2 separate regions of the Homo sapiens genome follow, and region 2 is linked to region 1. Evidence: read pairs that join two places in POLR2A ChIA-PET (ENCODE). Cell type or tissue: PC-9. All regions are shown on one strand. Each heading gives the region's core, and the rest is flanking DNA. Links, peaks and the distances in the headings are about the cores only. Region 1 overlaps WDFY2 (WD repeat and FYVE domain containing 2). Region 2 overlaps WDFY2 (WD repeat and FYVE domain containing 2).

What was found. Peaks named below come from ENCODE experiments on the same cell type or tissue, not always from the same donor. Only the 100,000 strongest peaks of a DNase experiment are listed, where the experiment ranks them.
Region 2: POLR2A ChIA-PET joins it to region 1 with 10 read pairs; 6 of 35 experiments call an interaction of 5 or more read pairs at or near these places.

Annotation. Positions count from the first base shown.
Region 1 is chr13:51,600,315-51,603,240 of GRCh38, forward strand. The region is part of intron 1 of WDFY2 (WD repeat and FYVE domain containing 2); the gene reads left to right. Among named protein-coding and RNA genes, the nearest start is that of WDFY2, 17 kb to the left of the region's middle. In PC-9, for the core only: no CTCF peak of the experiment used is centred there; a DNase peak (open chromatin) is centred at 1,697.
Region 2 is chr13:51,680,114-51,683,039 of GRCh38, forward strand. All of the region lies in intron 3 of WDFY2 (WD repeat and FYVE domain containing 2), which reads left to right. Among named protein-coding and RNA genes, the nearest start is that of WDFY2, 97 kb to the left of the region's middle. In PC-9, for the core only: no CTCF peak of the experiment used is centred there; a DNase peak (open chromatin) is centred at 1,418; H3K27ac peaks cover 1,962 bases.

The DNA.
Region 1 (2,926 bases), core at 333-2,832:
TAGGAGACTCAAGTATCTTGCAGAATCCAAGGGATGCATTTGGGTCTTGGGAATAGAACTGAAGACTGGAGCACATGGACAACCAGGAAGTCTCTTCTCCCTACTGCTCATCGGTTTCTGTGTATCTGCCTCATTCTTTCTTGCTCACACTGGCTTCCTCTGTTTCTTTCTTAGTCCACATGGCATAACATGGCTGCCGGCTGCTCCTGAATTTTACATTACAGTCTAGATAAGCAGGGAGAGATTGATCTCAGACTCCCAGAATTGCGGAATTCCTTGGGAAGGAACCTAGTGGTCTGGCTAGGGTCAGCTGTTCACTCTGGAATTATGGCCAGAAGTAGAGTCATGTTGCAGGGATATGGCAATCCCCACTGCAGTCTGTGGATGGGGAGAGGAGGGAAGGGAGGAGGGGCATGTCTCAGAAAGAGAAGAAAGATAAGCAATCCAGTAGGTGCCCACTACTGGACCCTATGGGCATGAGATGAGCCCATGCCCTTTTCGTTGGTCATTGCTTTAGTAGTAGCGGAATAATGAACACTCACAGACTCTTGTGTTTCTCCTGACCTTCATTGCTATTTTCCGTGAAGTCTGCTCATATAGCAGGTGACATGTTCAGATGGCCATTTTCTCATTGCTTTATTTGCTGATTTGACATGTGGACTCTTTTCCTGTAGTGAATATAAGATGAAGAATGGGTAGGTATTTCAATATGAATGTTCTGAGCAAAAGCCATTGTTATGGGACAAATTTTAGCACTGGTGAGTAGACCCCATATGATAACCATATTTTCTAAACTCCAAGTAAAAACACATGGCTCAACAAAATATTTTTTCTTCTGATGGATGAAATTATTAAATTGCATTTTGTGATATATTTAATCAACTGAAATCCAAAAAATAACATGAAACTAGACTGCCAAGCATATATGGGCACAGCATATATCCTATCTCAGGGAGGAAGTGGAAAAGCCTCAAGTATATTAATAGTAATTAATACTAGGTTACTCTTTCTGAATATGTACCATCGGCCAGACACTGGGTTAATCTGTTTATGTGCCTTTTCTTATTTAATTCTAAAAATGATTGTATGAAGTTAGTAGTTTACTTTTTTTTTTTTTTAGACATAGTTTTGCTTTTGTCGCCCAGGCTGGAGTGCAATGGCGCAATCTTGGCTCACTGCAACCTCTGCCTCCGGGGTTCAAGCGATTGTCCTGCCTCAGCCTCCCGAGTTGCTAGGATTACAGGCACCTGCCACCATGCCCGGCTAATTTTTGTATTTTTAGTACAGACGGGGGTTTTACCACGTAGGCCAGGCTGGTCTCCAATACCTGACCTCAGGTGATCCACCCGCCTTGGCCTCCCAACTAGTTTACTGTCATTTTAAAGATGTAGAAACTGATGCAGCTAGGAAGAGGCAGAGTGGGGAAGGGCACCCTGATTCATCGGACTCCACGCCCCTTCTACTCCACCTCACGATACAATGCCACCTCTCCATGAGGCGCTCTGGAAGAAGATGCAGAGGCATGAGTGTGGAGCCTCCATGGAAATCACAACAGGCTGAACTTGTTTTTCAGAGGAAAAGCTAGCAAGTCAGCTAGCCAATCAACAAATGACAATACAAATTAAATAGAAGAGGGCAGATACCCCTAAGACATTCCTTTTAAACCCTTGCAACTCCCTTCTTTACTTGCTGTGAGTATTGGCATTACACAATTGTAGATATGACTTTGAGTTATATTAGGAAAAGCTATGCATTTATTGTTGGAACAGGGTCTTTGAGGAAGTACTTAAGAACTGGGTGGGGCTTTTATCAGTGTGGCCTAACCAACTGTAATTAATGTGTTGCATAGCAACATTTCTATCAACAACAGACTGCATGAATGACAGTGGTCCCATAGATTATAATGGAGCTGAAAAATTCCTATTGCCTAGTGACATTGTAGCCATCTTAACATTGTAGTGCAACTTTTTCCGTGTTTAAATCCATTCAGATACATAAATACTTTCCATTGTGTTACAGTTGCCTATAGCATTCAGTACAGTAACATGTTGTACAGGTTTGTAGCCTAAAAGCAATAGGCCATACTCTATAGCCTAGATATGTAGTAGGCTATGTACCATATGGGTTTGTATAGATACACTCTATGATGTTTGCACATTGATGGAATAGCAACTGTACTAGTTTATTTTTCTCACATAACAAAACATGTGGAAATAGGTGCTCTTAATCTTTTTCTTCTCCATTATCCCTAATATGTGGCTTTCATCCTTGTGGTTGCCCCATGGTTGAAGATGACTCTTTGACCTTCAGCTTCACATCTGCTTATAAATATGTCACAAGACTACCTAGCTGCAAGGAAGGATGAGGGCATTTGTTCATTAGTTGTTTTTGAGCAATTGTAGTTTTTTAGCTGAGCACATTGATAATTGAACACATTTGGATATTGGAGAGATAAATGACTAGTATGACCTCCCATGAGGCCTTTGGTTAGGGGAAATCCTTTGTACTCATCTGACCAGTGTTCATGCTTTAAGCTTAGGAGTAGCTTTTTCTCCAAATGGGTTCCATTTGCATTTTGTATCCTGTAAAAGTGTTTGTAACTCTTCCCCCTACTCCCAGCTCTGCCCCTTCGCTTGTATTGCAGGATTGCCTTTGCTGCTTGGAACATGTTTCCAGATTGGACTGAATGCTGTGATCTAAATCCTTATACCTGGGGACTTGTGGTTTCTTGAGTTCAAGCATATAGGCCTGGGACTTTTATGACTGATACAAAGTGCTTTGACCATGGACCACCATAAAGTTCATCAATTAATACGGCAAATGGAAATGCCAGAAAGATTGCCAATTTTTGACTGCCTTTAAGAACCACCAGGAATCATTCCTTTGCTCTTCTTGTTTAGACACCACATATTGAACTGCTGGAGGA
Region 2 (2,926 bases), core at 190-2,689, 80 kb after region 1:
GTTTTAGAAACAGGGTTTTGCTTTGTTGCCCAGGCTGGAGTGCAGCAGCGTGATCATAGCTCACTACAGCCTCAAAGACCTGGGCTCAAGTGATCCGCCTGCCTCTCACTTCCAAGTAGCTGGGACTACAGATGTGCACCACCATACCTGGCTAATGTTTTGGCTTTTTTCGTAGATGGGGTCTCACTATGTTGCCTGGACTGGTCTTTAATTCCTAGGCTCACGGGATCCTCCCACCTCAGCCTCCCAAGTAGCTGGGATTACAGGTGTGAGCCACTGTGCCCGGCTCCACGTGACCTTCTTATAAAGACACCAGTCATTGGATTTATGTCTCCCCCTAATCCAGTATGATCCTGTCTTAGTTACATCTGCAAAGACCCTATTTCCCAAATAAGGATGTGTTCTGAGGTTCTGGGTGGACATGAATTTTGAGAGAATACTGTTTAACTCAGTACATCTGGTAATATTGTATCTACTGTGTTTCCCTAACAGTGTTAGAGCAGTTGATTTGGAAACAGTTTTCTCAATGTGAGACATGATGTCTTCAGGAAGAAGTATCCAAGGATATTAAAAGAAGATGATTCAAAATCCTCTTGTGGGAGATAAGAAAATATAATTGAAAGGATCTTCTTCTGCAGCTAATGCCACTCTCCTCTAGACTAAGTGATATCTTGAATAGGCCCCATGTCAGGATAATGGTGGCAGAGCTAGGACTTCCCTGAGCCCTAGACAAATTTTCTTTGTATTATACCAGGCCAATTTCTTCATACAAGTAGGACAGCCCAGCTGCAAGGAATTGCCCTAGGGTATTCACTAGTGAATTAGGAAGGAGCTTGTGTTATTCTGTGCATCCAGCCACTGTTAAAAAATATGTGTTGGGTTGGGGGCAGGAATTTCAGCATTTAATCTAACAAGGTGTTTTGGATGAGTTGTTTATTACCGTGGATTATAACGAGCCTATGGGGAACTGAACCCAAATGGTAAGGTCATGTTCTACGGTGACGACAAATGGCCTCTGAATAAAGCACTTCAGCTGTACCCAAGCAAGTTGACTGTACAGTTAGTTCACTCTGCTGGAGAGACAGTCTTGAAAATTTTCACCTTAATCAGCTTCAAAACAGCAGTGTAATAGTAGACTCTCACTCATCAGTCATCATGATGCATTCCAAGTTTTGTACTTACAGGAGAATTGATGTTGCTTCTGAAATTTTCTGTTTTCCAGGACTTCTAGTGTGATACCATTTATGAATAATATCCTTATCATGTGGGCATAGAAGGTGAATTTGAAGAAAATTTCAGGAAGCTCTGTGTTCAGAGAAATGTGTGCGTGGAATCTATGGGGCCTCCTCCTTTTAAACTGTTACATAACCCTGCCATTATTTACACTAGCTTATGATTCTGTCATTATACCATGGTTTCTACCATAGAAGACCAGCATTTCTGAGTCATTTTATCATTCTGAGTCACTGGACTGCCTAATGTGAAGAGTTCATTTTATACAGCGTTAAGTAGACATTTTCTTCTGAGCTTGTGCTAAGTTACAATGAATTTAAACATATATATTACATATGTAATATATGAAAATATATGCATATTTTAATACTATAGGTGTGGAGCTATGCTTAGCAGGAAAATAGTCTTAGAGTGCTGACATTCCAGTTGCTTACTATTTATTCATTTAATATCATTTGCTGAAGGTTCTTTTATCAAAGAAAACTCTTGCTGTATTGTGCCCTTGGTATTTGTGTGAATCAAAGACCTCTCAAAAACTAACCTTCTCCCTCAGTTATGTCATTGCGCGTGTAGCCCTGTCATCTTTTGCTCAGTACCTACATGTTATCTAAAAACTTGGTCAAGCAGTCGTGAATGCAGATACCAAGAGCATTTTTTGACCTGAGATTAATTTGTTGCACTTCCATTGCAGTTGTGAATTTTCAAAGGCCCTCTTGAATCGACTTTTAGACCAGTTCTGTAGTGTGAATACCCGTAGGAGCACCCAGATTGCTCTGTGTTTTGAATTAGGTACTGAAGAGATTCAGTAGAGTGAGTGGTGGATTGAAGTCATTTATGCACTATCTACAGGAGTTACCTTGGCCACATCAACACAGCACATGTACACTTCAGAAAGGCAGTGGCTGGGAACTGATGAGAGTATTATGTTCCAAGTTACTTTCCCTTTGTCCTAGGAACCTTATATCTAAATAATCTATCTCCCCTGGAATAATAACTGATGTAATTATTTTATTAATGGCATATATTCAGCATAAACTCTGCAAAGCAGGGACTGTGTGTACTTGACTCTGTTACAGTCTGGCACCCAGTACAATGTCCATGAATTTTAAGTGCTCTGTAAATATTTATAGACTGAATTAATGAGCGAGTAAATGAATGAATATAGTTTATTGAGTTGATATTACAAAGAGGTTCGGAGCACAAGCCCTGGTATCAGACTGCCTCTACCCCCCTCAAGTTGTGTCACATTGGGCAAGTTGCTTTACTCTCTGTGTCTCAGTTTCCTTATCTGTAAAATGGGAGTAATAGTTGTACCAATTTTATAGGGTTGTTATTAGGACTATCTGATATATACATGGAAAGCTCTTAGAACAGTCCCTGTATGTATCAAATGCTCCATAAATATTAACTCCTGTCAGTGTCATTATCATCATCATCAGTAGCAGCATCCTCCATTTGCAGTAACCAGGAAGCCTTGGTTAAAGTCTATGTCATGAGCATTTAGTGGGCCAGTTCCAAGGGGAGGAAATGTCTTAGTCATGGCATATTCCTTAGGACTATTCAACTTATTTCTGGTCCCATCTTTAGTCTTTGCTGTTGCATCACAGGAATTTACCAGTGATTTGCAAAACATGGGCTGTCTTCTGACATGGACACTCTTTTTTCTGCAAAGGAGTTTCTTATCCAAGTTGTT